Linked DNA regions of Homo sapiens: region 2 is linked to region 1. A link is a loop called in an ENCODE intact Hi-C map of the cell type or tissue named here. Cell type or tissue: heart left ventricle. All regions are shown on one strand. Links, peaks and the distances in the headings refer to the core of each region. The heading gives the core; the rest is flanking DNA. Region 1 overlaps RERE (arginine-glutamic acid dipeptide repeats). Region 2 overlaps SLC45A1 (solute carrier family 45 member 1).

What was found. Hi-C counts contacts between places; a loop is a spot of excess contacts. Peaks named below come from ENCODE experiments on the same cell type or tissue, not always from the same donor. Only the 100,000 strongest peaks of a DNase experiment are listed, where the experiment ranks them.
Region 2: it touches region 1 in a loop (2.4-fold over the local background); 5 of 110 quality-filtered maps call a loop at or near these places.

The regions. Positions count from the first base shown.
Region 1 is chr1:8,718,952-8,733,672 of GRCh38, forward strand. All of the region lies in intron 1 of RERE (arginine-glutamic acid dipeptide repeats), which reads right to left. Among named protein-coding and RNA genes, the nearest start is that of RERE, 91 kb to the right of the region's middle. RefSeq lists silencers at 2,148-2,388, 12,943-13,112 and an enhancer at 11,461-11,960. In heart left ventricle, for the core only: a CTCF peak has its summit at 7,772 (motif pointing left); no DNase peak of the experiment used is centred there.
Region 2 is chr1:8,342,341-8,357,061 of GRCh38, forward strand. SLC45A1 (solute carrier family 45 member 1) reads left to right here. Exons shown (of 9, transcript NM_001080397.3): 9 at 1,407-1,825. The coding sequence ends at 1,673. RERE (arginine-glutamic acid dipeptide repeats) reads right to left here. Exons shown (of 23, transcript NM_001042681.2): 21 at 13,760-13,906; 22 at 13,079-13,259; 23 at 10,064-12,780. The coding sequence ends at 12,747. Among named protein-coding and RNA genes, the nearest start is that of SLC45A1, 32 kb to the left of the region's middle. RefSeq lists enhancers at 536-1,276, 7,523-8,343. In heart left ventricle, for the core only: CTCF peaks have their summits at 6,832 (motif pointing left) and 7,058; DNase peaks (open chromatin) are centred at 6,739 and 7,779.

The DNA.
Region 1 (14,721 bases), core at 5,689-9,688:
GACTTATTGTAAAAACCTGATTAAAACAATTAAAGGAGGGCCTAAATCACCCCAACAGTGAGGGTGGTAATTCATTATTTGTCTGTGAAGTACATCACCCCACTAAAAAAAAGAAACAGGCAGGGGGCAGCAAAATCAGCATTTTGCTTTTCATCCTTGTTACTATCACTGCTACATTATTTATGTGAACTGGGAAGGAGTGTGTCCGGACAGATGCTCAGCTGGGTTCTGCAAGCAGAGCATCCATCACAAAAGGTAGTGCCTGTCTCAGGAGCAAGCCCCTTTCCTGCCTCCTCTCTCCCCTTCATCAGTCACCACTAGGGAGAGCACAGTGGAGCCACACAGCAGCTGGGCAATGTCAAAACATTATTGTCCAAGCACTCTGTTCAATGATTTTGATGAAATAAAGTAATCCACCCCTAAATGACTCATTTTGTCCCAAATTAGCATCCTTAAGGTAATTATTAAATATCCAAAAGGATCCAGGGTGTATTAGAAACAAAGGAGGGGGTGAGGAACATTGATATACTACCAACAGGCACCCTACTATAAATTTACTAAAACAGGAATCATGAAATGATTGAAATGACACCAAATTATACAACATAAACATAGAGGAACAAATGACAGAGATTTGCCCTCTGCTTAATTCAGCTTACATAGATGTCTATCAAAGACAAGTTTCTACAGAGTCACAAGCACACTGTATTCAAATAATCTTCATTTCCATTTTCTCTGGACAAGCGAAAGTAAGCCTACCACAACAGTTAATGGGTTAAAAACTGTCACATTTTCAAAACATTTACATTATTTAAATGCTTATGTGTCTACCACCACCCCCAGAGAATTAATCACCTCCTTATTACTGTCACCTCTCTACCCTCCATATAATTCTACTGCTGCGTTTCTCACAGACTTAAAATTATTTTCATATAAATTGGTCTTTGCTGCTATATGAAGCAACTCAGGGCATGGAGCACGTTTGATTCATTTTTGTATTCCCAAATCTTCCTGAATAATTTACTCACTCATTAATGGAACTTACAAGCCCTAATATGTGCCAGATGCTTTGGGGCGGCTGAGGCGGGCAAATCATGATTTCAAGAGATCGAGACCATCCTGGCCAACATGGTGAAACCCTGCCTCTACTAAAAATACAAAAAAAAAAAAATTTAGCTGGGCATGGTGGTGCACGCCTGTAGTGCCAGCTACTCAGGAGGCTGAGGCAGGAGAATCGCTTGAACCCAGGAGGCAGAGGTTGCAATGAGCCGAGATCGCGCCACAGCACTCCAGCCTGGCGGCAGCAAGACTCCATCTCAAAAAAAAAAAAAACAGCACAAGCACTTAGAATACATCTATGAACAAAGTAGAAAGACACTCCTGACCTCAAGGGGTTTACATTCTGCAGGGAGAAACAAACAATAACCAACAGATTTTTTTGTATTCTATAAATTTCACACAATATTCAAAGGCAGTAAGTGCTAAGAAAAAAAAGTAGAGCAAGAAGGATTAAACATATGCAGAGGGTAGGTACCAGCTGGAGAGAGAAGAGAGACAGACAGACAGAGTCAGAGAGAGAGCAAGAGAGAGAGAGAGAACAAGAACGAGCAAGAGAGAGCAAGCGAGCCGGCAGGACTAGAACACAACTGAGGGTGGAGGGTGCCGGCAACGGACGAGTCGAGTCCAAGGTCAGGGTAGGCCTCATAGGCCACTGTAGGGGAGTTCTTATAATTGTATAACCCCAAGAGTAGACAAGAAGCACACATCCCAAAATACGTTACTTGTACATGAAACATCCAGGCTCCATTAAAATTAAAAATCTAGCCGGGCACAGTGGCTCACGCCTGTAATCCCAACACTTTGGGAGGCTGAAGAGGGCGGATTACTTGAGGTCAGGAGTTTGAGACCAGCCTGACCAACACGGTGCAACCCCGTCTCTACTAAAATTACAAAAATTAGCCAGACATGGTGATGCACACCTGCAATCCCAGTTACTCAGGAGGCTGAGGCAAGAGAACTGCTTGAACCCAGGAGGCGGAGGTTGCAGTGAGCCGAGATCACCACCACACACCAGCCTGGGTGACAGAGCGAGACTCTATCTCAAAAAAAAAAGTTGTTTTAGTATTTCTCAGGTACCCGATAGGTCATCTTAGAAGGAGCCCACCTTGAAGACACTGCCCTAGGCTGGTAAAACTTGGACAGTTAACACTGCATTCCTCAGACAACTGGGAGCACTGCAGAGGTCTGCTTCCCCAAGCCCCTGAACGACAGCCTGGGACTTCCCTGCAGGCCTGAACACAAGATCTCAGGAAATGGAAGAGTTGAACCGAAAGAGTTTTTGTATTTTTCCACTCAAGACTTTTTTATTATTATTTTTTTAGAAGGAGTCTCGCTCTGTTGCCCAGGCTGGAGTGCAGTGGCCCAACCTCGGCTCACTGTAACCTCCGTCTCCTAGGTTCAAGCAGTTCTCCTGCCTCAGCCTCCCGAGTAGCTGAGACTGAAGGTGCCCACTACCACACCCAGCTAATTTTTTTCTATTTTTAATAGAGAGAGGGTTTCACCATGTTGGCCAGGCCATTCTCAAACTCCTGACCTCAGGGGATCTGCCTGCCTCAGCCTCCCAAAATGCCGGGATTACAGATGTGAGCCACCGTGCCTGGCAAGAGATTCTTAAAACCTCTTCTGGTGAGAAGTGAGGCACCTGACCAGGACCAATGGGATTTGGTGACTTGGTCTCACACCTGCTTTCTCTCTGTTGGAAGGGTTGCTGGCCTCTATTAGAAATTTTAATTACTATCTGGCAAAAATATGTTCTCCTTTCTGACTGCTTAAATATGTAAGATGGGTCCCTCAGTGCTAGCTAACCTCAAAACTCAAAACTAAATCATCTTAATAACATAAACCCTTATCTCTGTCTTGACAGCAGTAACACGGAGCTGAACAGTCAGCTACCAGCATATCTCATTTCATTGCATTTGCTTTGCTGCGCTTTGCAGATACTACTTTTTCTCACCTAGCAAACTGAAGGCTTTGGCAACCCTACATCAGGGAAGTCTACTGGTGCTTTTTGTTCTTTGTTTCTGCTTTCTTCAGCCCTTTTTCTGTCTATGAAGCCAACCTCCTCTACTGCACTCATTGGAATGCTTACATTTATTCTACTTCATAAGGTATTGCCCAATTCTAGAACCACAAATAAAGCCAACTGAAATCTTTAAACGATATTTGTTGTAATTGTGTCTTCTGACAGAAACACAACTCAATCCACGCACAGGTCTTCCTGCCTCAACCTTTGCTAACCTAGCACCCATCTACCTTCCCCTTGGCTATCAAACCAATGTTTCTGAAACTCAATTCTGGTAACATCCCTTTTCTACTTAAAACTCCCATTAGCTTTTTCATCCAAACTATAATGACAGCGATACTAATATTTATTGAGTGCTAACTGTACACCAGGTACTGCTGTAAGTATTATACATATATGACAATATTCCTACAGGATAGGCACTATTATTACCTCCTCTTTTATAAGTGAGCAAACCAAGAGACAAAGGTGTTAAGTAACATCTGTTCAATAAAGCCACAGACTTGGCCTTCATATCCCTGGGTTCCACATCTGTGGTTTCAACCAACCACGGACTGAAAATATTTGGAGGAACAAAAAAAGGATGGTTGCTTCTGTACTAAACATGTATAGAATTTTTTAAGTCTTTATTCCATAAACAATACAGTATAATAACTATTTACATGGCCTTTACATTGCACTGAATACTATAAGTAATCTGGAGACGATGTAAAGTATAAGGGAGGATATGGTCTAAAGTATGTTGGAGGATGTGCATAGGTTACATGCAAATACGACACCATGTTATTTAAAGAACTTGAATGTGTGTGGATTTTGGTACCCACCGATGGTCCTGGAACCAATCCCCCACGAATACTGAGAGAGGACTATGTAGTTAGTTTCAGAACCTGCATTTAAACTCAGGCTCTATACCTCAAAATAAAAAGCTATTTGACATGGAAATTCAATTAATCAACAGAGTTGTCTTTGACCCTCTACCTATCAAAAACTACTGACAGCACAAACGATTCAGAACTTTCAACAGAGAAAAGAGAAGGTGTCCAGAAAGGAATGCTGAGTCTCTCTTAACACAGCTATCAAATCCTGAATGCCTCACAAACATCAGATCAGCCATCCATCACCAAAATGGGAGGGGGAGGTAGGAATCGAAACTGCAGAATGACAACAAAGAAGAATAAAATCTAACAACTCAGCAACAATATACCCTCAGGTTAGAGATAAGGAAGAATAAACAATTCAGTCTGAAAGGACTTCTACCAAGAAGAGATTAGTAATTAGACTGAATGGCTGTGGTTCAATATAAAGTATAGAAATGCAATTTTTTTCCCTCTAAACAGAACATAGGCACAACCCCAGAAGTTACTCAAGAGGGCTTTAAAAAAGAAAACAAACTCTAAAACAAAGAGTATCTTTAAACACTAATCATTGTTTTTTTTTCTAAAATCACTATTAGAACACTACCTGACAAGGTCTTTAAAGGGTTCACTGTTGATTAAGCCATTTTCATGGCCTAGTAAGTTTGAGTTCTATTAATTCAGACTGTGCTATGTACACTGAAATTTTGTCTTAGGCAGGCTCAACAGAACAGTTCTTCAAATTAAGCAAGTGCTTAATGTTAGGTAGAAAAAATATGTCGCTGTGAAATATATACTGTCCAAGTACTATTTGGTGCCAACAAAAGCTAACAAACAGGCTGTGTTTTTAAGTCTAAGCAGAAGAAAAGTAACCACTACCTGTACAGAATACAGTTCGGCTCTTTCAGTATTTCAGATAAAAAGAAGGACTGAAACCAGAAACAACCTACTTTCTAGCTCTGAATTACCATCATCACATTGTATAAATCATTAGGTGGGGACAGAATACACCAAAATAGAAATCACAAGCTGAAAGAGCCTTGAATTCCTTCCCTTAAATGAAGCTCTTATATCAAATGAATCTATATAGTCTCTGTGTGTTCCAGCATTTTGTCAACTTGTAAATCAAAGATTTTGTTCCATAGCCCTTCTCAATTTTCTACATTTAACATCTGACAAAAACCAGCTTTTATCTTTACCAAAGATATTCTATCCCTAGAAAGTCACTATTTAAAATGATGTCATTTATATCATGTAACATATTAAGAAATACATTTATTTTATTTTTGGTAGTAACAAAACAACCCTGGATATTTGCATAAATTAAAGCTGTCAATAAGAAACCACTTCTATATGTATCCTTCTTTGGGTTTCTGGCTCAGGGGTTGGCAAAAATGGGTTATACATTTAAATAATATTTCAATCTTAGGTTAAGGAAAATTTCTCCTGTATATTTCAAGATACAGAGAGACTCTGCCGATTTACATTCAAATAAAACAAAACGTGAGTAATACTGTCTATATCAATGTTCTGTCACTTGCCAGAATAAAGAAAACATTTAGTAAGTTAGTTAATTTCAAGTCTGAGAATTAAGCAAATATCCCAAATCCTTTGTAAACTCAAAGATTTAGTTACTTTCTCTACATATTACACAGCTGCTTTAAAATTTTACCTTCTGGCCGGGCGCGGTGGCTCACGCTTGTAATCCCAGCACTTCGGGAGGCTGAGGTGGGCAGATCACGAGCTCAGGAGTTCAAGACCAGCGACCCCGTCGCTACTAAAAATACAAAAATTAGCTGGGTGTGGTGGCGAGCACCTGTAATCCCAGCTACTCAGGAGGCTGAGGCAGGAGAATCCCTTGAACCCGGGAGGTGGACACTGCAGTGAGCTGAGATTGCACCACTGCACTCCAGCCTGGGCGACAGAGCTAGACTCCATCTCAAAACAAAAGAAAAAAAAAATTTACCTTTTATTTCTAGATACTTTGTAAAAAAAAAAAAAAACAACTCAACCTTCTTTCCTAGAAACTTTCTAATTAACTTTCTACTTTTTTCGTTAAGAAAACTCCTTTAGTTTACACACCAATTCTGTATAAATTAAAAACACACAATTTCAGGTGAAAGTTCTAATGAGTAGTGTATATTTTGAAAACACGAATGCTTATTTTACATTACTCTGTGATTAGAATGAAAAAAACATAGATGCACAAGTGGTGACAGAAGTAAACCTAATACTCAATAACAATAATCAAAGGCAATACATGATACTCGTTCCTGTCTCACTAGTGCACATTAGTTTTAACATTACTGAAAGATGTGGGAAACTCAGTATTTTCTAAAACTCCTGATTTATTTCCAAAGGAAAAATAGTTGTAACTACGTCAAAATAACTATTTTGGCCGGATGCGGTGGCTCACGCCTGTAATCCCAGCACTTTGGGAGGCCAAGGTGGGCGGATCTCTTGAGGTCAGGAGTTTGAGACCAACCTGACCAACATGGTAAAGCCCCGTTTCTACTTAAAATACAAAAATTATCCGGGCATGGTGGTGGGCGCCTGTAGTCCCAGCTACTCAGGAGGCTGAGGCAGGAGAATTGCTTGAACCCGGGAGGCAGAGGTTGCAGTAAGCCGACATCGTGCCACTGCACTCCAGCCTGAGCAACAGAGTGAAATTTTGTCTCAAAAAACAAAAATTGCAATTAATAGTTTAAAATATTAAATCTAAATTTATAGGAGATTCATTAGTTTGCCCTTGGTAATCCCCACTTTCTGCCTTGTAAAGCCTAAGACCCTAAGAAGCTCTACAAACTAGAGCTTCTTAGGCTTCAAAACAGTTCTTTCCAAACCATATTTGATGAATTATATGTAAGATGAGTCAATAACATAAGGATTAGATTTCCCTGAAAATGCATAGAAGGTTAAAAATTAGAAGAAAAAGTGATAGGCATAATAGGCTCTGGGTTTTGCTTAATGCAAACGTTCTGAAAGGTTCAACATTAACACAGACATTCACAAATGAGGCATCTAATTTTAACTTTGTTTTAAAAAGTTGTTTAAAAAAAAAGTCAAAATAAGTCAAACTCTTCCCATTTGTTTGAATAGAGGGTACATTTACTTCCTACCCAACAAGATTTGAAAACAAAAGACATATTAGCTATAAAGATATATTCCTTTCACTTAATGCTCCACAAATGTCTGAAAAGCAAACTCAACTCAATTTAGTTGAGTCAATAAGGGAATTCCAGTTTTCCTTTTTTCTTTTCTTTTTTTTTTTTTTTTTTTTTTTTTGAGACGGAGTCTTGCTCTATCGCCCAGGCTGGAGTGCAGCAGCGTAATTTCGGCTCACTGCAAGCTCCACCTCCCGAGTTCAAGCAGTTCTGCCTCAGCCTCCTGAGTAGCTGGGATTACAAGCACACGCCACCACGCTCGGTTAATTTTTATATTTTTAGTAGAGATGGGGTTTCATCACCATGTTGGTCAGGCTGGTCTCGAACTCCTGACCTCGTGATCCACCCGCCTCGGCCTCCCAAAGTGCTGGGGTTACAGGCGTGAGCCAACGCGCCCGGCCAGGCAATTCCAGTTTTTCTAAGACAGTATTGTAAACCAAGCAGAGATATTCCCTAGGGCCATATAATTCTGATACATTAGCTAATCTTTGTAAGCCAAATCAGAGCACTTCTTTCCAAAACTCACATTTCTACCAAACCGGGACACCGTGTGGTGGGGAAAGAGTTCAGAACACCTGGTATATTTTTCCAAAGCAAAATTTAACTTTCCATTGCCAGGAGAAGCATGAACATGTTGACTTATACTGCCCTCTAGAGTCTCCTTCTAATATTTTTTAGCCTGAAATAATTAATTCTAATCATAAGACTCTTCTAATTACTCAAGCTTTCAGTATTCTAATATTGTAAACTGACGTTTATTTATTTATTTATTGAGAAGAAGTCTCCCTCTATTGCCTAGGCTGGAGTGCAGTGGCACGACCTCAGCTCACTGCAACCTCCACCTCCTGAGTTCAAGCAATTCCCCTACCTCAGCCTCCAGAGTAGCTGGGATCACAGCCATGCACCACCACACCCAGCTCATTTTTGTACTCTTAGTAGAGACGGGTTTTCACCATGTTGGCCAGGCTGGTCTCAAACTCCTGACCTCAGGTGATCCACCCGCCTTTGGCTCCCAAAGTGCTGGGATTACAGCATGAGCCACTGGGCCCAGCCAACTGACCTTTTTTCAGTGGATTAGTAGTCTTTTTTTTGGAGGGCGCGGGGTGGGGGGAAAGGAGTCTCGCTCTGTAGCCCAGGCTGGAGTGCAGTGGCGCGATCTCGGCTCACTACAACCTCCGCCTCCAGGGTTCAAGCGATTCTCCTGCCTCAGCCTCGTGAGTAGCTGGGATTACAGGCATGCGCCACCATGCGCAGCTAATTTTGTATTTTTCATAGAGACAGAATTTCTCCATGTTGGTCAGGCTGGTCTTGAACTGCCGACCTCAGGTGATCCGCCCGCCTCAGCCTCTTAAAGGGCTGGGATTACAGATGTGAGCCACCGCATCTGGCTAGTAGTCATTATTAAAACATACAATATTTCAATTACCCACTGTTTTTTATTTTTTTGTTGTTTGTTTGTTTTGGACAGCGTCTCGCTCTGTCGCCAGGCTGTTGTGCAGTGGCACAATCTCAGCTTACTGCAACCTCTGCCTCCCGGGTTCAAGCGATTCTCCTGCCTCCGCCTCCCAAGTAACTGGGACTACAGGCACGCGCCACCACGTCCAGCTGATTTTTGTATTTTTGGTAGAGACGGTGTTTCACCATGTTGGCCAGGATGGTCTTGATCTCTTAACCTCGTGATCCGCCAGCCTCGGCCTCTCAAAGTGCTGGGATTACAGGTGTGAGCCACTGAGCCCGGCCAATTACCCACTATTCTTAAAGGTCAGCAGTACTTCCCCAAAGGACAGGAATGCACCCCAAACAGAATCTTCTAATTTGCTTATTTAAAAAAAGTTTTAAATAGCTCAAACTGCAAAGACTTCTAAAACAAAGACCACTTGTAGCATATATTAATTAATCCATGTAGCCCAGAGTTTTGTCTAGCAAAACCCAAGTTCACACATTTGACCACATGCACACGAACCTCAGCCAACGCAGCCAACGCTCCCCAGAGGCTACTTCTGCAGCTAAGCATCTGTCCTTTCAGCTCCTGGCAGTTCCTGCCTTTTCTCTTGCCAGGCAACCAGAGCTCTAAAGGGATCTTAATGCACTAATGAGAAGCCATGACAACCAAGACCTGCGGTAGCTGCAAAGCACAAACACCAGTATCCACTTTTACTGAGCACGCATGCAATAAGCAATGTGCTAAGGAATCCAAGTAAATTAAAATCATTCCTCTAACCTAATAACTCCATAGGCACCTATAACACACCATAACTTGAAACTTTCTATCATTCTTTATATTTAAGAACTTATTAAAAGGCAGGCTTTACCATGCACCACTGGTAGTATAGCTTGCCTCAGCTGTTATAGTAACTATAGAAGTAGGGTTATTTTCTTGTTTGTTTCAATCTAGAGTCATAAGAGACCATCAAAAAAAAAAAAACCCTATTGAAACCATGTTTAGAGCGAAAAAGTCTATATTCTTTTTAGGGGATTAGTAGTCACCATTAAAAGGTATGATATTTCAATTACCCACAGTTATTTGAGATCAGCAGTATTTCCTCAAAGGACAGCACCTAAAACGGAATTTTCTCTAGGCACCTGTGGTATACCATAACACCAAAAAGCATCCCTCAAAAAAGAAACTAAAACTAAGATGCTATGCTCCATACCCAGATATCTGTTATTACTTCTGAAAACAATCTAAGTAATCTTGGGGATCCCATCCAGTAGATAAAAACGATGGCATCCTTTGGGGCATAAAGTGAAGGTAAGATTTCCACAGGCTCTGAAACAGCAGCTAGCAACTAGGGCCAAGAGACTGCACCTGTTTTTGAAAATAAACTTTTATAGCCAGGCGCAGTGGCTCATGCCTGTAATCCCAGCACTTTGGGAGGCCGAGGCAGGTGATCATCCGAGGTCGGGAGTTCAAGACCAGCCTGACCAACATGGAGAAACCCTGTCTCTACTAAAAATACAAAATTAGCTGGGCATGGTGGCGCAAGCCTGTAATCCTAGCTACTCAGGAGGCTGAGGCAGAGAATCGTTTGAACCCGGGAGGTGGAAGCTGCGGTGAGCTGAGATCGTGCCACACCATTGCACTCCAGCCTGGGCAACAAGAGTGAGACTCCATCTCAATCAATCAATCAATCAATCAAGTTTTATTAGAAGTCAGCTACACCGATTTTTTTTTTTTTTTTTTTTTATTGAGATGGAGTCTCGCTCTGTTGCCCAGGCTGGAGTGCAGTGGCACAATCTCAGCTCACCACAACCTCTGCCTCCCTGGTTTCAAGTGATTCTCCTGCCTCAGCCTCCCAAGTAGCTGGGACTACAGGCACGTGCCACCATGCCTGGCTAATTTTTGTATTTTTAGTAGAGACGGGGTTTCACCACGTTGGCCAGGCTGGTTTCGAACTCTTGACCTTGTGATCCACCCGCCTCGGCCTCCCAAAGTGCTGGGGTTACAGGCATGAGCCACTGCACCTGGCCTTATTTTTTTATGTGTATTTTCTATGGTTGTTTGTCTTCCCACTACAATGGCAGAGTTCCATACTTGAAACAGAGACCATACAACCTGAAAAGACTAAATATTTACTATATCTGGCCCTTTACAGAAAAAGACTGCCAACAGCAAACATCTCCAGCCTTCTCCAGATCACAACTTAAGAGGAATGTCATGTGCATGAGGCTAAGGAGTGTGGGCTGGCTTGAGATGGAAAAGGGGATTATGACTGCTATCCACCCTATACTACATATTAAGAAAATGAAATTATGGGAACTCATGGGAAGAAAGAATGACAGATGCAGCTGATTCCTCCCATATGATGGTTCACATCAGGCTTTTCCAAAGACTGAATGAAGAGCTCTAAGGTTTTCTTTCAGGTATTTAAAAAATCTTATGTAAGGGATGGCAGGGGAAAATAAAATTTTCTATATAACATACTATTTCACTCACATCAATGTTACACTGAAGCTCACACCTGAGATAGGCTGATATTTCTTTCAAAGAGAAGATTTCAAGTAAGCTTCCAAATAGCTATGATAATGTGTATGAATAGAACCAGATCCCAGAATGAACTTGAGGTAAATACCAAGGACTGAAATCAGTGAACCATCAAAACAAATATACTTGTCAAACATACAATACACAAGATGAAATATAATGAATCCCTTTGAAGGTCACTATATGTAGATACAAAAATACAGCTTGAAGATGATCTAGTCAAGAGACCCAGGTTCTAGTCCGGGTTTTGACTCTCCCTGTAACTTAGAAAAGTAATTTCCCCCATTTGTTTTTGGGGTTTTTTTTGTTTTTGTTTTTGTTTTTGAGACAGAGTCTCGCTCTGTTGCCCAGGCTGGAGTGCAGTGGCGCGATCTCGGCTCACCGCGAGCTCCGCCTCCCGGGTTCACCCCATTCTCCTACCTCAGCCTCCCAAGTAGCTGGGATTACAGGCATGCGTCCCCACACCCAGCTAATTTTTGTATTTTTAGTAGAGACAGGGTTTCACCATGTTGGTCAGGCTGGTCTTGAACTCCTGACCTCAGGTGATCCACCTGCCTCAGCCTCCCAAAGTGTTGGGATTACAGGCATGAGCCACTACGCCCAGTCTGGTTTTGTTTTTTGAGACAGAGTCTTGTTCTGTCACCCAGGCTGGTGTACAGTGGTGCAATCACAGCTCACTGCACCATCTACCTCCCAGGCTCCCAAAGGGCTAAGATTACAGGTGTGAGCCACAGTGACCAGCCAGTTTCCCCTTTGTACTTTATCTGTGAACTGAAGGACTAACGCTGCATGAGTGGTTCTCAACCATTCACATGCCTCAGAATCACCTGGAGGGATTTGTTAAAGCAAGGGGTGTTGGGTGCCAGGCTTCATTTTCAGTTCAGAAGTCATCATTCCCATCCTCACAGCAAGAAAACAGCTAAACAAACTGAAATCAATGGCCTTTCTTAGATCCATTAGAGAACTGGGGTCACAGAGCAAACAGCTACCACAAAATTTGAAGGAAAAAAATCACAAGAAAATACAGAGAATCACAGAAAAGATCAGATTACCAGAAGCAAAAGCTACATGAACCAGTAAGCAATACAGTAATCAATACCTGAACGGTAATTTTGACGAACTGCAGAAGACTGAGTGTGGACTAGCTTGAGAGTTAAAACTTCTGGAGGTCCAGACTTAAGAGGGACCTATATAGCTTTTACCTCCAGGAGCCTGAACAGGTTCTTACAAGAACATCAAAGAAAAAAATCCCCTCGTATTTTAGGCAGGGAGAGGGGAAAGTAACCATTTTGCAATTGCTCAGAGCATTCTCCATAACAAAGGCCCACCTGCTAAGAAAAACTACTTCGCAGGAGCTTTGTAGACCTGGGGAAAGGACAATTACTCAACTCCCTCTTGCCTTCTCACAGAAGGGGTGAGGGGAGGAAAGCTAATAAACTCTTCGGAAGATCACAGCCTAAAGACTTACGCCCACTAAAAAACTGAGATTTAATATTAGATTACAGAATGCACTCCTTCCCCAACACCTTTCCACCACATCAACAGAGCTCCAGTATAAAAAAAAAAATGCATTACAACTGACAGAGCTTCAAGACAGACTCTATTTAAGAAGGAGTTCTTAGGGAAACCCAAAGAAACCAGGGGTGGAAAAAAACAAGAAAACTACAGGAAACGGAAGCATCTAACCCACAGCAAACATGAAGCACAGTATGGCATTTTCTGAAAAAGCTAAACATAATGTTTTTTTGTTTGTTTGTTTGTTTGTTTGTTTTGTTTTGTTTTTTTGAGAAGAGTCTTGCGCTGTCACCCAGGCTGGAGTGCAATGGCACGATCTCGACTCACTGCAAGCTCTGCCTCCTGGTTTCATGCCATTCTCCTGCCTCAGCCTCCCCAGCAGCTGGGACTACAGGCACACACTGCCACGCCCGGCTAATTTTTTTGTATTTTTAGTAGAGACGGGGTTTCACTGTGTTAGCCAGGATGGTCTCGATCTCCTGACCTCGTGATCTGCCCACCTCAGCCTCCCAAAGTGCTGGGATTATAGGCATGAGCCACCACGCCCAGCCTGAAAAAGCTAAACATAATCTTACCATACAATCCCACAATCGTGCCCCTAAGCATTTGTCCAACTGACTTAAAAACTTATGTCCATACAAAAATCTGCACAAATTTTAGAGTAGTTTTATTCATAATCAGAGACAGAAGGCAACCAAGGTGTCCTTCAACCGTACTTCATGAATAGATATGCGAACTGTGGTGTTCACTGAGCAATAAAAAGAAATGAGCTCTAAAGAACAAGAAAGAGGAACATTAAACACATATTGTTAAGTGAAAGAAGCCAATCTGAAAGTATACACACTATATGATTCCAACCATAGAACTTTCTTTAAAAGGAACTTCAACTTTCTTTAAAAGACAAAACTATAGAGATAGTAAAAGGACCAGTGGTTGCCAGGGGCTGGGCAAAGAAGGGAGAGATGATTACATGGAGCACAGAAGTTTTAATGGTGGTGAAACTATTCTGCAGGATACTGTAACTGTGGATAAGCACATGACATTTACGTTTCTGTCAAACCCCACAGAATGTACAACACAAAGAGTGAATCTTAAACTGTAGACTTCAGTTAATAATATATTAATACTGCTTCATCAGTTGTAACAGATAAGCCACACTCATGCAAGATGTTAATAATAGGGGGAACTCTGTGTGTGTGTCTGTATATGTGTGTGTGTGGGAACTACTTATACTATCTGCCCAATTTTCAATTTTTCTTTTTTTTTTTTTTTTTTTTTTTTTTTGGTTTAGATGGAGTCTTGCTCTGTCACCCAGGCTGGAGTGCAGTGGCGCTATCTCAGCTCACTGCAAGCTCCGCCTCCCGGGTTCACGCCATTCTCCTGCCTCAGCCTCCCGAGTAGCTGGGACTACAGGCGCCCGCCACTACGCCCGGCTAATTTTTTGTATTTTTAGTAGAGACGGGGTTTCACCGTGTTAGCCAGGATGGTCTCAATCTCCTGACCTCGTGATCCGCCCACCTCTGCCTCCCAAAGTGCTGGGATTACAGGCGTGAGCCACCACGCCCAGCCCGATTTTTCTATAAATCTAAAAGTGTTCTAAAGTATAAAGTTTATTTAAAAAAAAAGAGAGAGAGAGAGAGTGAGTGTTGGGAGTCACTCCTCGATCCTAATTCAGTAAGTCTTGGGACAGGCCCAATAATTTACATTTTAACCAAATTCACAAGTGCTGCTGCTGGTTCAAGAGCCACATCTTGAAACCACTGGGCTACGGCTCCTTTTAGTTCTAAATTTTATTATTCTATTCACTAACATTTTCATGAGAACTGTGGTAACCAGCCCACAAAATGGCCCCCAGTGAGCTCTGCCTCCTGGTATTCAAACTCTTGACAATAATGTCTTCCAAGGCTACGTCATAAAAGACATTGCAGCTTTCACCTTGCTCTTATATGAATCCTTTCTTCTGGAAAGCCAGGTGCAGTATCATGAAGAAACTCAGGCAGCCCTATGAAGAGGTTCCATGTGCAAGGAACTGAAGCTTCTGCCAACAGCCAGCAAGAACTCTGCCAACCTTGTGAATGCACTATGTTGCAATTGGATCCTCCAGGCCCTATCAAGCCTTCA
Region 2 (14,721 bases), core at 5,269-9,268, 380 kb before region 1:
ACACGCAGAGTTGTACAACCATCACCACCATCAATTTCAGAACAGTTTTGTCACCCCAGGAAGAAACCCGTCAGCCATCACCCCTCTGACCCTCCCACTCTCCCAGGCCTAGGTGACCGCTAACCTTCTTCCTGTCCCCATGGACTTGCCTATTTGGGACGTCTCCTGTGATGGAGTCAGGCAGTCTGCGGCCTCTCGTGTCTGGCATCTGCAGTGCAGCTGTGGGCTTCGAGCTCCATCTGTGCTGTTTCCTGGGTCAGCGCCTCCTTCCCTTTTATGGTCACATAATGTTCCCACCATAATTTTCCTTTGCAGTGACTTTGAAATCTTAAAATGCTGCATTGAAATATTACCTGGACAGTCTGGGCAACATAGTCAGACCCCATCTCTAAAAAAATAAAATTAAAAATTAGCCAGGTGTGGTGGCATGCACCGGTAGTTCCAGCTACTCGGGAGGCTGAGGTGGGAGGATCACTTGAGCCCAGGAGGCTGAGGCTGCAGTGGGCTGAGATTGTGCCACTGCACTCCAGCCTGGGCAACAGAGCAAGACCCTGTCTCAAAAAAAAAAAAAAGAAAAGAGAAAAGAAAGAAAGAAAAGAAATGTGACCTGGATTACTGAGTTTCTCTCTCTCCCTTTTAATCTCATGCCTCAGTTGCCTCCCCCAGGCCTGGGCCTGATTTGTTTTAGGGAGTTTGGAGTCTGACAAGTTCAGCTGGGCTGGCCCTGAGCACAGCCCTTCTGATGGGGGGAAGCCGCAGGGGAGGCCCAGGCTCCCAGGTCACAGCAATGCCCACTCACGCAGCACCTTGCAGGCCGGCTGGTGCTGGGGGAGCCCAGTGAGGGAAAGCCATGCCACCGCTCCCCACCGTCACTCTGCACAGACCACACTCTCAGCCACTGTCCCCCAGCATGGCATGCAGGGGAGGGAGAGTGAGTGACGTGCCCAAGCTGGAGGCCACGAGGACCTTGGAGCCTCGGACAGAGGACCAGCGGCTGTCATGTGCAGAGGACTTTGGGGGTGTAGGGCAGGTCCCATCCTGGATGAAGGTGAAGGAGGGGATGGCAGGAGTGGAGCGGTCGCCTGGCTGGGCAGATTGGTTTTCTTTGGGTGAGAGGATGGGGAAGAGCTCAAGTGCTGAGCGGGGAAAGTGTCTCCCGCCACCTCGGCCCGTGGGAGCTCAGCCCTCTGCCCCATTAGTCATGGATTCTTTTCATTGTCGTCATCTCTCCGAACACAAATATTGTTAAACTCTTGGCTGAACTCCCTGTGCATGTTGGCGCTGAAAAATGTGAGGCCGCTGTGTGTGGGCCGCTCGGGCCTCCTGGGCTCGCAGGACACACCGAGCTCGGTCACCCCGTGCTGGCCGCGGCGTGTCTCGCTGACACGTTTCTTCCTCTGGGTCAGTTTGCAGGGTCCAGTGCGGACGGCACCCGGCGGGGCATGGGCGTGGACATCTCTCTGCTGAGCTGCCAGTACTTCCTGGCTCAGATTCTGGTCTCCCTGGTCCTGGGGCCCCTGACCTCGGCCGTGGGCAGTGCCAACGGGGTGATGTACTTCTCCAGCCTCGTGTCCTTCCTGGGCTGCCTGTACTCCTCCCTGTTTGTCATTTATGAAATTCCTCCCAGCGACGCTGCAGACGAGGAGCACCGGCCCCTCCTGCTGAACGTCTGACATCGCGGAGCCTCGACTCCGGACACGCGCCTGCACCTGGGGGTCTGGAGCAGGCCGACCAGTGAGGACCAAAGGGCCTTGTTGGACAGGGGGACTGGCTGCCTACTGGAATGTAAATATGTGATAAAATAATAAATGACAGCGGCAAAGCCTATGGTTTCTAGGCATTGCTCTCTGGTGGCTGAGAGGTCCCCATGGGATTGAGTTACCCTCCTGAGGACTCGGGCAGGGGAGGTTTGTAAGAATCTTTTTTTGAAAGTAAAGGTGTAATTCAATGGTTCTCAACCAGGGGCAATTTTGCCACCCCACCCCCACCCCCAGGAAGACATCTGGCAAAGTCTGGAGATAGCTTTGGTTGTCACAACTCGGGGATGCTGTAAACCTCCCACGGCACACAGGACCGCCCCAACAGCAAGGAGCTAGCAAGACCCAGCTGTCAATTGTGCTGAGGTAGAGTGAGCCTGGTCTAACTGGACCATACATTCTGTACATTGCATCCCAGGGTAGAGTCACAGTATACAGGTCTTTTGGATCAGAAGGCCTCATATTCATTCACTTGTCCATTCATCCATTTATTCTCTCATCCATTCATTCATCTACCCATCCGCATATCCACCCATCCACATAACCATCCATCCACTCATCCAAATATCCTCCCATCCAAATATCCACTCATCTATATATCCATCCATCTACATACCCACCCATTCATCCGTCCACATAACCATCCGTCCACTCATCCAAATATCCACCCATCTGAATATCTACTCATCTATATATCCATCCATCCACATATCCACCCATCCACCCATCTAAATATCCACTTCTCCATATATCCATCCATCCATCCATCCATCCATCCATCCATCCATCCATCCACATCCAAATATCCACTTCTCCATATATCCATCCATCCACATATCCACCCATCCGTCCATCCACATAACCATCCATCCACTCATCCAAATATTTACCCATCTGAATATCCACTCATCCACAAAACCATCCATCCACACATCCACCCATCTACCCATCCACATAACCATCCATCTACTCATCCAAATATCCACCTATCCGAATATCCACTCATCCATATATCCATCCATCCACATGTCCACCCATCTACCCATCCAAATATCCATTTCTCCATCCATCCATCCTTCCACCCATCCTCTTATCCACTCATCCACCCTCCAGATATCCAGCGAGTGCCTGGGTGTGGCAGACAGTGGTTGGCCTGGGAATCCAGCTGTAAGTGTCCACTCTGCCCTGCTGGAACTGATGTGAGAGGAAGGGAGACACATGGCTCACTGAGGTTCCGTGCAGCGCAAGCGCAGGGAAGGAGGACAGGGCGACAGCAGCGTGTCTGGGTGGCCTCAGTAGTGAGGTGCCGTTTGAGCAGTGTCCTGATGAAGCCAGGGAGTGATCTCTGAAGTGAGCACTTGCTTGACAGGCTCGAGGGAGCATAGGCACCAAGATGCTCAGATTGTAAAATGCCCCAAAAGTTGAAATCTCAAAGAGTTTGGAGCTGATGTGGCTGGCCAGCGCCCATCCTGCCTTTTGACTCCACAGGCAGGGACTAGGGGCTGGAGGGCGAGGTTCGGGTCATTCTTCCCCCTCCATCCGCCAAGGGTTCATTCCACAGATGGACACCATGTGCCTGCTGCGTGCAGGCGTCGCTGGGCCTGGGTCTGCCCGGGCTGTGCCCACTGCCTCCCAGTGCCCCTTTGTGGATCTGGCAAAGCTCTCGTGAGTGTGGCAGTCCCTCGCCATCTGGCCTCTGACCATCTTCGTCACCTGACGCTGGAAGCTCACCAAGGCCCCTTCTCAGAGGCCTGGGAGGGCTCCTCCACGCATGGTGATTAATGGCCATGAGGGGTCACGGCCGGGTCCCTGTTGTCGCCAAGCTGGGCCTGGTCTGGGATTGTGCAGCCCCCAGTTCCCTCACTGCATGGGCCCTGTGTTCTGGGGACATATAAGACATCCCTGACCACAAATCCACAACAAACAACAGGGGTTCTGGGGCCTGTTGCCAGCCTTGGGGAGTCTGGCGTTCATGACAGTGTCTTATCATCTTGCTGTGACCACTTAGGGCCAGTCAGAAAGGCTACCTCCCCACCTGGGCCACAGCCTCCCTCCCAACCACGGCCTCCCCACCTTGGTTATGATTTTCCCACCTGAGCCCCGGCCTCCCCCATGGGCCATAGCCTTCCTCAGTGTCACTGCCTGCTGCCTCCTGGAGCCCCACCACTCCTCTCTGCGCCCCTGCTGGACTCCTGGCCTCCTGTCTACCCTCACATCCATCTTCCACCCTGAAGCTGGGGGGCTGTAAACACGGGCCTGAGCCCATCCCCTCTTCTAGTCTTCCATGACACCTACCCTGGCTCCCCAGACCCTAAGGAATCAGGTAGAAATTCCTTCCACCAAACAGAGCCCAGCCCATCTTCCCGAGCCAGCCACCCGCCACGTTGCCAGCCCCCTGTACTACAGCCACAGAACCTTTGTGGGCCACAATCGGTTCCTGTGTTTAGGATCTTCCTGCAGGCCAAGTCCACCTCTTCTCTGCCCATCAATATCTGATTCATCCATGTAGACCTGTCTGAAATGCCACTTCCTCCGTGCAGTCCACCCTGCTTGGAGCCAGTGATTCTTTCCCTGTGCTTTCATGTGATGCTGCTTTACCCTTCATGGTCATGAGCTCAGTGAAGCGGGTCTCACGGTCCCTGATACACATGTAGCTGAAGCACAGAGAGGTTTAGTGGCTTTTCAAAGTCACACCGCTCCTTTGAGCCTCTGTAGACTCAGGCCCTGTTAGTCCCATGCTTTTCCTGGAACTGCAGACTTACCCTCCCCACATTTATGTTGTTTGGAAGAGCTTCAGACTTCCTAGAAAATGTGGTGTTGGGTGGCTGTCCTCTGGTCTGGGCTGTCTTTGCCCAGAACTGGTCAAAATGAAGAATAAGGGGCTTCCCGCTTACTCTTGGCTTGTCAAATCTTAGGCCCTCTTCCTAGAACTTTCTAACAAAACACAGATTGCTTCTACACGTGGGAATCGTCCCTGTCAGCCTCTCTTTTCTGAGAACCTGCCCTGCCTCCCGAACTGTGGGAGTACTGCCCTCTGGCCGGGTCCGAAAAGCTGCCCTTGACTTCCAGGTCTATTCCTAGCAGATGGCAGTGGGAGCAGCCACCAGCTCCAAACCACGAGGCCTAGGACTCACTGAGAGCCACATTCGTTTGACTTTCACATCTCAGAGAGGATTTCTCTCTACTTAAAAATCAAGCTGTGGGCCGGGCGCAGTGGCTCACGCCTGTAATCCCAGCACTTTGGGAGGCCGAGGCGGGTGGATCACGAGGCCAGGAGATTGAGACCATCCTGGCTAACACGGTGAAACCCTGTCTCTACTAAAAATACAAAAAATTAGCTGGGCATGGTGGTGGGCGCCTGTAGTCCCAGCTACTTGGGAGGCTGAGGCAGGAGAATCGCTTGAACCTGGGCGGCAGAGGTTGCAGTGGGCTGAGATTGCACCACTGCACTCCAGCCTGGGTGACAGAGCGAGACTCTGTCTCAAAAAAAAAAAAAAAAAAAGAATCAAGCTGTGATGATGAGGGTAGTCACCGCTGCTTGCTGTTTGTGAAGTCCTCACTACACACGAGGCCACGTGTGAATGAATCTTAATCCATTCTCCGACCTTGCTGGGAAAGAGGTATCATTCCCCCATTTGACAGATCTGGATCCTGAGGCAAGCACACCCAGTACCTGGCCCACGTCACAACAGGGTGGAGTTTGAGCCCGGGGAGTCTGAGTCCAGCCTCATGCCGCTGAGTGCCTTAGGAGCGCTGTGAGCCGGCCAAGCCCCTGAGGGCGGGCAGCTTCCTGCCCGTCTGTCTCCTGAACACTGTGCTGCTGCAGGGAGGCCTTCTCGCTCCCCAGGGCTCGCTCCCCAGGGAGCTCAGCTTGGAGGGAGCTTCTCATCCTATTCAGAGGCGAGGGGACAGCGGGAGAAGGCCTCTTGCTTTATCGATCAGCGCTCTGTGAGACTCATGCTTCTCAGGCCACTCAAAACAAAAACCACATCACCAAGATCTGAAGCCACTCCTGACTTTCCTGTCAGCAAACTTGGAAAGTGGCTCCCATTCCTTGATGCCACTCAGAAACGAAACACACCTAACAGCCATCGAGCACTGCCCACAGCACTTAGCATGGAAACTGAACGTCATCAAAGGAATTGCCCTAGAGGTCATCGCCTCCCTGGGTTTTGTGTTTCTTCCTCCCTAGGCTGTTGGGCTAACCCTGGACCATTCCCTGGGGAACCGGGACAGGGTAAGGTGGCATTCCCTGGAGAACCGGGAACCGGGACCCGGTAAGGTGGCATTCCTACACTCACCAGGCTGGGCTACAGGTTTCTGGGGGAACAGGGATGATTTCCCTGGAATATGCAAGAACTGACAATTGCCTGGCCCCCCCGCAGTCGGGAGGTCCTGGCCCTCCCTGCACCTGCTCAGAGTGTGTCTGCAGAATCCACTCGGGTGCGTGGGGCGTGACGTATCATCCTCAGCGGGGAGCGGGTGGAGGGCATCCGTAGAGGGAAGGAGCAGGTGTCTGGAACTGGGGGTGGGTACTTTTGTGGCACACAAGGACCCCCAGCAGCTGCTCAGGGGGCTTGTCGGGGAGTGGGGGCGCGGTTAGTTATGGGAGTCATGATTCTTGGAAGTCATCCGCTGCTGATGCCATCCTGGGATTCTCTTCCACACAAGGAACATTGAGTTCCTACCGGGTACCTCCCAAGCCTTGGGGGATGCAGCGGAGAACAGAAGAAACCTCCTGTTCTCTAGACAAGGCCTTTGCCCTCATTCTCACAGCCGTGCCCGCCCTGCCTGCCCACAGCCATCAGCCTCACCTGCCCACACTCAGCCCCCTCTTCCCAGCCATCTCCACAACCCGCTCTGCTGAGGCCTGTCCAGTTGCCTGATCTCTGACCCGCCTGTCCGGCCGCCTGCCTCGAGGAAACGTCGGATCTCTTACACAATGCTCGCTGTCAAACCCTCCAGCCTTCCCCACCATCGCCGGGGGCCTTGACTTGCCCCTACACCAGAGCTGCAGGTCTTGTGGCAGCCGCGGGCCCAGGGCAAGCACCTGGGCCTTGTAACGACTGCCACCTGGTGGCCAGGATGGGGATGGACTCTGTTCGACGGCTGCCCAGCAGCAGGGTCCAAGGGGATTGGGGGGTGGGGGGGACTGGGTGGTCACATGCCCAGAAAACAGTGGGATAGGCAAGAAATGGCCTCAGGAATCCTCTCTGGGACAACTAAAAGGTGCTCTAAAAGCCTGTTTTTAATTTGCTCCAATGGATACTCAAACCCTAGGGGTTCATCAGAAGCTGATCCCCCAAGCCCCATTCCCCACTTCTACGATGGTGTCAACCAGGGTTGGAGTCAGAGGGACTGCAGGGCCCACACGGCAGGCACAGTCAAGAGAATGTGAAGGGAGGGTCTCCAGGTGCCCAGCAGAGGCGTCCCTGGGAAGCCTTCCGAAGTCAACCCAAAAGGTCCTTCTATCTGGTCCTTCACACCCACTTTCCAATAGCACATCTGGACTGGCAGCAAGGAACCTTGCCCTGCAGGGCCCGTCCGTCCGTCCATCCGTCCGTCCGTCCATCCATCCATCCATCCATCCATCCATCCAGCAGGGTCCATCCACCCATCCATCCATCCCTCCAATATCTGCAGAGCAAGTGCCTTCCACAAACTTGGTTCATTAAGAAGGGGCCCGGGTGCCTGTGCATACACAGAACTGGGCTGTGGGAGATACAGGGGGACTTCTGCAGCCTGGGTCCCTGAGGTGTCAAAAGGGAACAATGACCACTCTTGACAAAGACAGCCACTAGAGAAGCCACCTTGAGTTGGAGAAGCAGAGAACCAGGTCCCAGAACTTGAGTTGCCAAGGATTCCAGGGCAGCTAGGAACCCAGTGGGGATTCAGGTAAAGGACCTCAGATACCGAGACTGTCAAAGGCCGACAATGCCGCCTCCGAGAGGACCGGGTGAGGCATCTGCAGCTGGAGCTCATCAGGGGCTGAGCAGGAGGCTGTTCCTGGCCCCCTGGGGATCCACGATGGATGCCAGCTCCAGCCAGGCCCCGCCTTCTAACGGGAGGTCCGGGAACCTTATGAACCAGAAAGGGCTTGCTTTATCCTGCAGCCCGTATCAGTCCAACCGGATGGCCAAATGTGCGGCTGCATCCCTTGGCTGGCTCATCTGGCAGATCCTCCTTAGGAGGAGGTAGGGAGGCCAAGGACCCCGCTGTTCCTCGGTCTCCATTGGGCAGCAGGAAGGGCCCCAGGGGTCCAGTGCAGGACAGACTTTTCCACTGGTTTTGGGGCCTGGCAGCTTCATCCCCAGTATCTGGGTAGCTGGTTCTGATTTCAAAGCTCTGAGTTCAGATATGTACCCAAGCCTTCTGGGCTGGTCAGGTGAGGCTGATGGTGGTCACTGAAGTCTGTGCTGGTGCCCAGTCACACTGCCCTGGGTCTCACCATGTGGTCAGGCTGGGGCTAGTGAGGGCTCTTAGCTCAGATGACGGCTCCCCACATCTCAGCTTCCACACAGAAGGGCTCTGGCCCTGACCCCCCCCCCCCCCGCCCCCCGCCACCACTCATCAGCTGATCACATCCACAATTGTATAGCTCACCAGTGCTGATTTTTGAGGGCCTGGAAGCTTGCAATCTCGTGTGTGTGTGGGAGGCCACCGCTGATCTCTCCACGGTGCATCCTTGCCCTTCAGATGCGTGATCTTGACTTACCCAGGTGAGGCTTAAGTGAGGTCTCTCCCTCCCTAGACTTACCATGGACAATTATCAACAATGCAGCCACACACCCAGCTGCACACCTACACTGTGCTGAGGCCCTGGGACTTACACCATGCCCTGCAAAGTGCCATCTTCCTAGCCCACCTGCAGTGGAACCAGCGGGGCTGCTGAGCCACCATGCTCAAGCTGAGGATGCGTTTCCAGGAACAAAGGGGCAGAGGGCACGTGGGACGTCGTTGGGGCAGCAAGAGGCGAGGGCCTGGCTTTGGGGTGCTGCTGGAGGACAGCACCATTTCCCTCCGCCCCGTCCACCCAGCAGATGTCTGGTTAGCATTCCCGGCCCTCTTCCTCACATGGGTGCGTGGCAGAGTGGTGACAATGGCCACAGCTGTTCATGCCTGAGAAGCTGCCCAGCTCTGATGAGGCCTTGTTGTAGCATGAACCTACTATCTCCTCAAGACGCTTGGATCCAACCATTTAACCACACTGAAATCTACACTTCACAGACCTGTACCTGTTAAACCCTGCAGCTTCCTAAGGGGCACAGTCCCGGAGACCCACCAAGACAGCGCCTGGATTCCAGCCTCTCCCAGCCACCCCAGTGCCATCCTCTCACCCAAGACCTGGACTGAGAGCCACCTGGGGCTCCTGTGGCCAGCCTGCGGGCCCATCCCTGTGCCCTGGTCAGCCACGCTGCTGAGCAGGACCCCTGCTGTTCGCCTCAAGGGCCGTCATCGTGTGCGCCACTCGGGTCTTTGCATGGCGAAGCTTTCTCAGGTCCTGAGCGAGGCAGTGCCTGGTGCCTGCTGCTCCCCAAGTCTTTACCACGTGGCGGACCCTGCCTGGTTTGAGGACAGTTTACCAACAGTCAGCTTTCTGGGCTGCTCTTGCCCCATGTCTGCAAACACCTAGAAACTGATGGCCCTATCCCAGATGACAAAGGGTGGACACACATTTCCGGGGACAATCCTGAGGCTCCAGGAAAATGCCCTCAACAGGTTCTGAAGCCACAGCGCAATTCCAACGCCTGCCCCCCTGTGGCCATGTCCACACCCTGCAGGCTGCCTGCAGCCCCTTTGGAGGGTTAGAGCCCCTTAGGCCTGGGATGCATCCTCCACCTGGAGTGCAGCTCTAGAGCTGGGTGGCTGGGGGTGGGGTGTGGGGGCACTGGTAGGCCACGGGGAGGCAGATGGGGGCCAGGCAGGAGGCCGCTAGGATGGGGTGGTTCCGATGTGTCTCCTGAGCAGGCAGGGTGCCACATGCCCATACATGCTGGTAACGCCCACGGATTAGAGGTGTGGGGTGAATGGCAAGGGGTGGGGGAAGATGCTCTTAGTCCCAATGCCAGTGCCTGCTTAGGGCCCATCCCGCTGCTTGGGGAGCCTCCAAAGAAAGACAGCACCCTCACCAGGGAAAGCCTCTTCCCAGACAGAGGATGTTTCTGGAAGCCACTCTGGGATGCAAACAGGGTCCCGAGCAGCAGGGAACAGCCGACTCTCCCTCTGTCCCTTCCCCACCTGGGGTAACAGCCAGGATCCCCGCCCACTCTCCAGGAATGAGACAGTGCACGGGAGACACCCAAGGGTTGTAGTGTAGCTTGGTTTTATTTATGTCCACAAATATTTCAAAAAAATTACAAAATACTCAAATGGAGAGAACACAGAAGTCACGATTTCTGGGTGTCTACTGTTTACACTGTGTTATCTCATGGCAAACTACTCATATATACATTTAGCTTCAAGATATATAGAAACGTAGCAAATCCGAGTGTGCACGCTGCCTCTGCCGCAGTGGAGTGAAGCTCAACCTCGAGGACACCGAACAAGATACGGACACACACAGAGGAGCCAAACCAAACCCCGAACAAAGGGAGGAAAATCCGAAGGAAACCGAGTGGTTGGGCTTCAAAGACACCATGAAGGTCAGGGCCTCCTAAACAAACTGTAGTTTATCTGGTGAGGGTTTCGGGTCGAGGGTTTTTTAGATGGAAGAATCTCAGCGCTTCGCCTTGGGATATGGGGAGAAAAGCAAAGCTAACAAGAATGCCTTCGGACGGCTTTCAAGCACAGACCTCAGAGGACTCGACTCTTCTTTGGAAAAATGGATGCCAAAGGAGGAGATAAAGAAGGTTTAACTGAATGGTAGATGTTGTGTTCTACCAAAAAGAAAGAAAAACCAGAAGCCGAGAAGGTGGGGGCCTGGATGCAGGAGTCTGGGAGCCCAGCAGGAAGAGGCCTCGCTCAGAGCCACGGGAACAAGCCTGCCATGAGGGCCTGTCCCCACCCCAGAAGGAAACGAATGCCTTCAAGCCAATGTGGCCTGAAGTCCCACGACAAAAGGTTCATGTCAGCTTTGCCTCCCTGTGAACAAACTAAAGTTAAGGCAGAAATGGAATGAGAGAAAAATGAAAGAAAAAAAACTAGAAACATTTTCAACAGACAAAACAAGCCTATCCCAACTGAAACCAAACACGGTTTTTAAGAGAAACTGGAAATGTCGCTATTTGACGCCAGAACCTGAATTTGAGCCAGTAGCTGCTGGTTTCTAGATCAAACTATCAGCATCTCTTCCTGCTCCCTCTGCGGCCTGGGTCCTGGATGGACTTTGTGTCCGCCGACCCAGTGTGGTCTCTGTCCTACAATTCTTGGGATGGGACCAGCACAATGGCAGAAGAGACCTCCAGTGTCTGAGAGAAAAGGATCGGAAGAGGCCACGTCCTGGCAGGAAGCAGGGCCGACAGAGGGCAGACACCCCAGAACACCCGCCCTCAGCCTGGGAGAAAGTGCGTTACGGCTGCAGCCTGGAAACGAGGGCAGGCTCTCTCCAGGACGGTTCCGCTCAGAAGGGCCTGGCCTCCTGAGAAGCAGCCCCCACACAGCATGCTTTCTGAATGCACTGTGGGTGGGACTCCAGTTCCCACTTCCAGGATGAAGAGTGGGACTCAAATGGTTTACCAGTGCAATGTGGGGTCACCATGCAGACCTGCCCCTAGGGTAAAATACAGGCTGCCCCCAACACCTGTCTTAACTCCAGGATCTCCCTTGCTCAAAAGTGGCCTCAATCTGTGGCAAGAAAGATGGGGCCGTCCTCACCACAAGATCCAAGTGACAATGCGCATGAGAAGGCAGCCTTCTAACACATCCCTTTGGCAGGCATATGTCCTGGGTCACTTGTGTGCTGAGTTATTTGTATGGAATCATTTTCTTAGATGATGAAATTTTCGGAGTATTAAAAAAGACATTCATCCAGAACAATCAAGTGTGTGTACACAGAAATCTAGAAGGAAATCTACAATGGACACAGGCCCATGCGCTTTCCATCCCGTGGAAACAGAACAGTGACACTGGAGAACAGAAAGTGAACATTCACCTCCTGCACTCCCTGTGCAAAATGGAAGAGGTCTGATGGAGCAGATGTCTGTGCTGCTGGCAGAGCACAGGCTAGGAGCAGACACAAGTGAAACGCCAGGCAGAAAACAGAGTCTGTAACATCGTCCCTGCAAACCCTGGATGCTCGCTGCTGTGACCAGGCCTCGGTCCAAGCCTCTGTCCATGTGGAACGCCCCTTTGCTCCCTTTAATTAAAGGGATAATTATATATAACTTTTTATTAAAAAATCAACTCTGTATTCTGTCAATAGTTGGTAGGAATTCACAATTAGTGACATGGCTGGAAAAAATAGATCACAATAGTAGTTTATGGAAGAAAAAAAGGCTGTTCTAAAATTATTTATTTACAGACGTAAAAAGCCATGCTGCAGAACTTTCTCCAATTATGAAGATTTCCTACAATGTATTAAAATAAAAGATTTTTTTTTTTAAAAATTATAGCTCTTGGATTCCAAATTCCTATGCCCCCGATCTGCAAGCCTCGTGGGCTCTGGAGCACTCGTGGCGGAGTGTGTCAGTGTGTCTGCACGCACAGTGAAGGGTGTGAACTGGATTCTAGCACCTACTGAGAAATCAAGGAAAAGAAAACTAAAGCCAAACCCCAAGATTGCAGGGAAGCTTTCTGGATGTTCAGTCCAGTCCAGGACTCACTAAGTTTCTGGGGGACTGTCATGCAGGGAGATCCAAACCAGTCTCAGGAAATCCTCTCGACAAACGAACACTACTATGTGGATACATTTTTAGTTGTGGGTTTTTAAATATATAAAGAAATCTTTAGAAGATATTCTTTTTGCTTTTGCAGCTCCTATTTTATGTAAAAAGTCCTGTTTCTCCCCCCAAGAACTGGGGTTTCCACAGCCAGCGTTAACAAATAAATAACTTATAACTGCTTGTCACCTTCTTTCTTCAGTCGACTGGAAAGACAAAACAGGAAAGCGTATTTAGTCTCAGGCCTAGGCAGGCAGTCACGCAGGCTGGAGGCAACCCCAAAGACAACAGCCAGGCAATCCAACCCCAAGCCCGCAGCCTCCTGTGTAGCTGACCTACCCTCCCAACACCTCCCTTCCTCTGTTTCTCCCATCACCATGGTTCCACAATGTCCCCTCCAGGGCCCAGCAGGCAGAGGGGGAGGAGCCTGGCCCTGGGCACACGGGGAGGTTGGGAGCCTGGGCTCAGATAACCCCTCCACTCCCTCCCAGCACCCCACCTCACCTGTAATAATCTTCCTGACTTGGTAGGTGGCCACCATGCATGTGGGGGTGTCCATGCAGCCACTGCTGCTCCATGGCCAGTCTCTGCAGCTCGGCCGACTGGGCATGCATGGCCTGCAGCTGGTGGGCTGCTGACATGGGGGGTGGGATGGCCCCAGGCAGGTCACGGGGGTAGGGGGTGCCTGCCGAACACAAAACAACCTGCGCTACAGAAATAGCCAGAGGACTGGCCAAGACCAGGGCGGCACAGGCACAGCAAACGGCAAAGAGCACAGGAGAGGTGCCAGTTCGGACACAGGAGCCAGCCCCTCCCAGACTCTGCAGACAGCCAGAGGGCAGAGCCTCTGGGGAGGCAGGAGGTGCCCTTGGGTGCCTCTGCCTGGACCTGCCTGGCCCCTCCTCCAAGGCCTCAGCCCAAGTGCTTCTCCTTCAGAGACCTGCCGTGAGTCCCCTCTGCTACTTTCACCGGCTCTTAGCAAGGCTGATGCATTTATGACCCCTACCCCAGACAGCCCCCAGAGGGCAGGAGGCTTGTTCCCCCACGGACCCCCTGCATGCAGGGGGAGCGAACCCACCTGCTCAATGCATGAATGAATGAATGAGTAATGAATGAAGACAGCAGACCAGACCCCAACCCAACCCTCACACGGCCTCCCCGCCCCTCCTGGAGGGGAAGTCTTACCGAAAACTGGGTGGCGAAGCATCTCGTGCTCGTGTGGGGGCTGTCCAAGCAGAGGGTTGGGGAGAGTGCCAGGCGGGTAGGGGAAGCGAGCCAGGTGGGGACCGGCAGTCAGGGGGTCGACCAGCGGGTGAACGGGGCCTGCTGAACCTAAGGAAAGGACAAAACGCCAGATGGAGGCGGTGTGCAGCTCTTCAATGTTTGTCCCCCTTGGCTGGAATGACCGATGACTTCCTCCTCACCCAGGATGGCTCCTGGTCACCAGGGCTGGATGCACCACCTGGCTACAGGTGGCCCTGCCCCAAAGTGGCTGCCTCCACCTTCAGCAAGAGCTCCAGAGGCCGAGAGAAGTGACGAGCCCACCGCTGATGCAGGCACTCCCTCGTCCGCTTGTGGAGTGCCCCTAACAGGCAATCCCAGGCCAGTTTTGTCGAGGACCCGGGATCAGCAGGGTCCCTCTCGCCGGCCACCTGGGCCTGCCCTCTGCCTGTCAGGTCACAGGAACACACAGCCTTGCGCCAGTGGGTGTTGGGCTGGCACCCCCTGCCCAGGGCTGTCTCCCTGCTCTTCACTCGCAGAACCTAAAGGAGGCCAGCAGAGTGGGTGGCGCAGAATGGGGACCTGGCACAGCACTGCCCTCTCCTCTCTGCTGGCACAAATCTTGCGTCTCTCCCTTCAGAACGTTGCCTTGATCTGACCTCACTGCACCACCTCCTGCCCTCACCTCCTATCTCCCAGCTCCAGCCAACACAGGCGCTGGCAGGGATTTCAGGGTTGCCACCTCCAGCCATGCTGCCCTGGGGTCCCTGGAAGATTGGGAGCCCCCGCTCTGCCTCTGTGGCTGCTCTTGCCCCGATTTCCCACAGCTTGCCCTTTCATCTCCTCCATGTTTCTGCTACCTCCTCAGCGGACCTCTCCTGACGGCCTTCTCGAAACCGCCATACTGCCCCTGCGCCCAGCTCTCC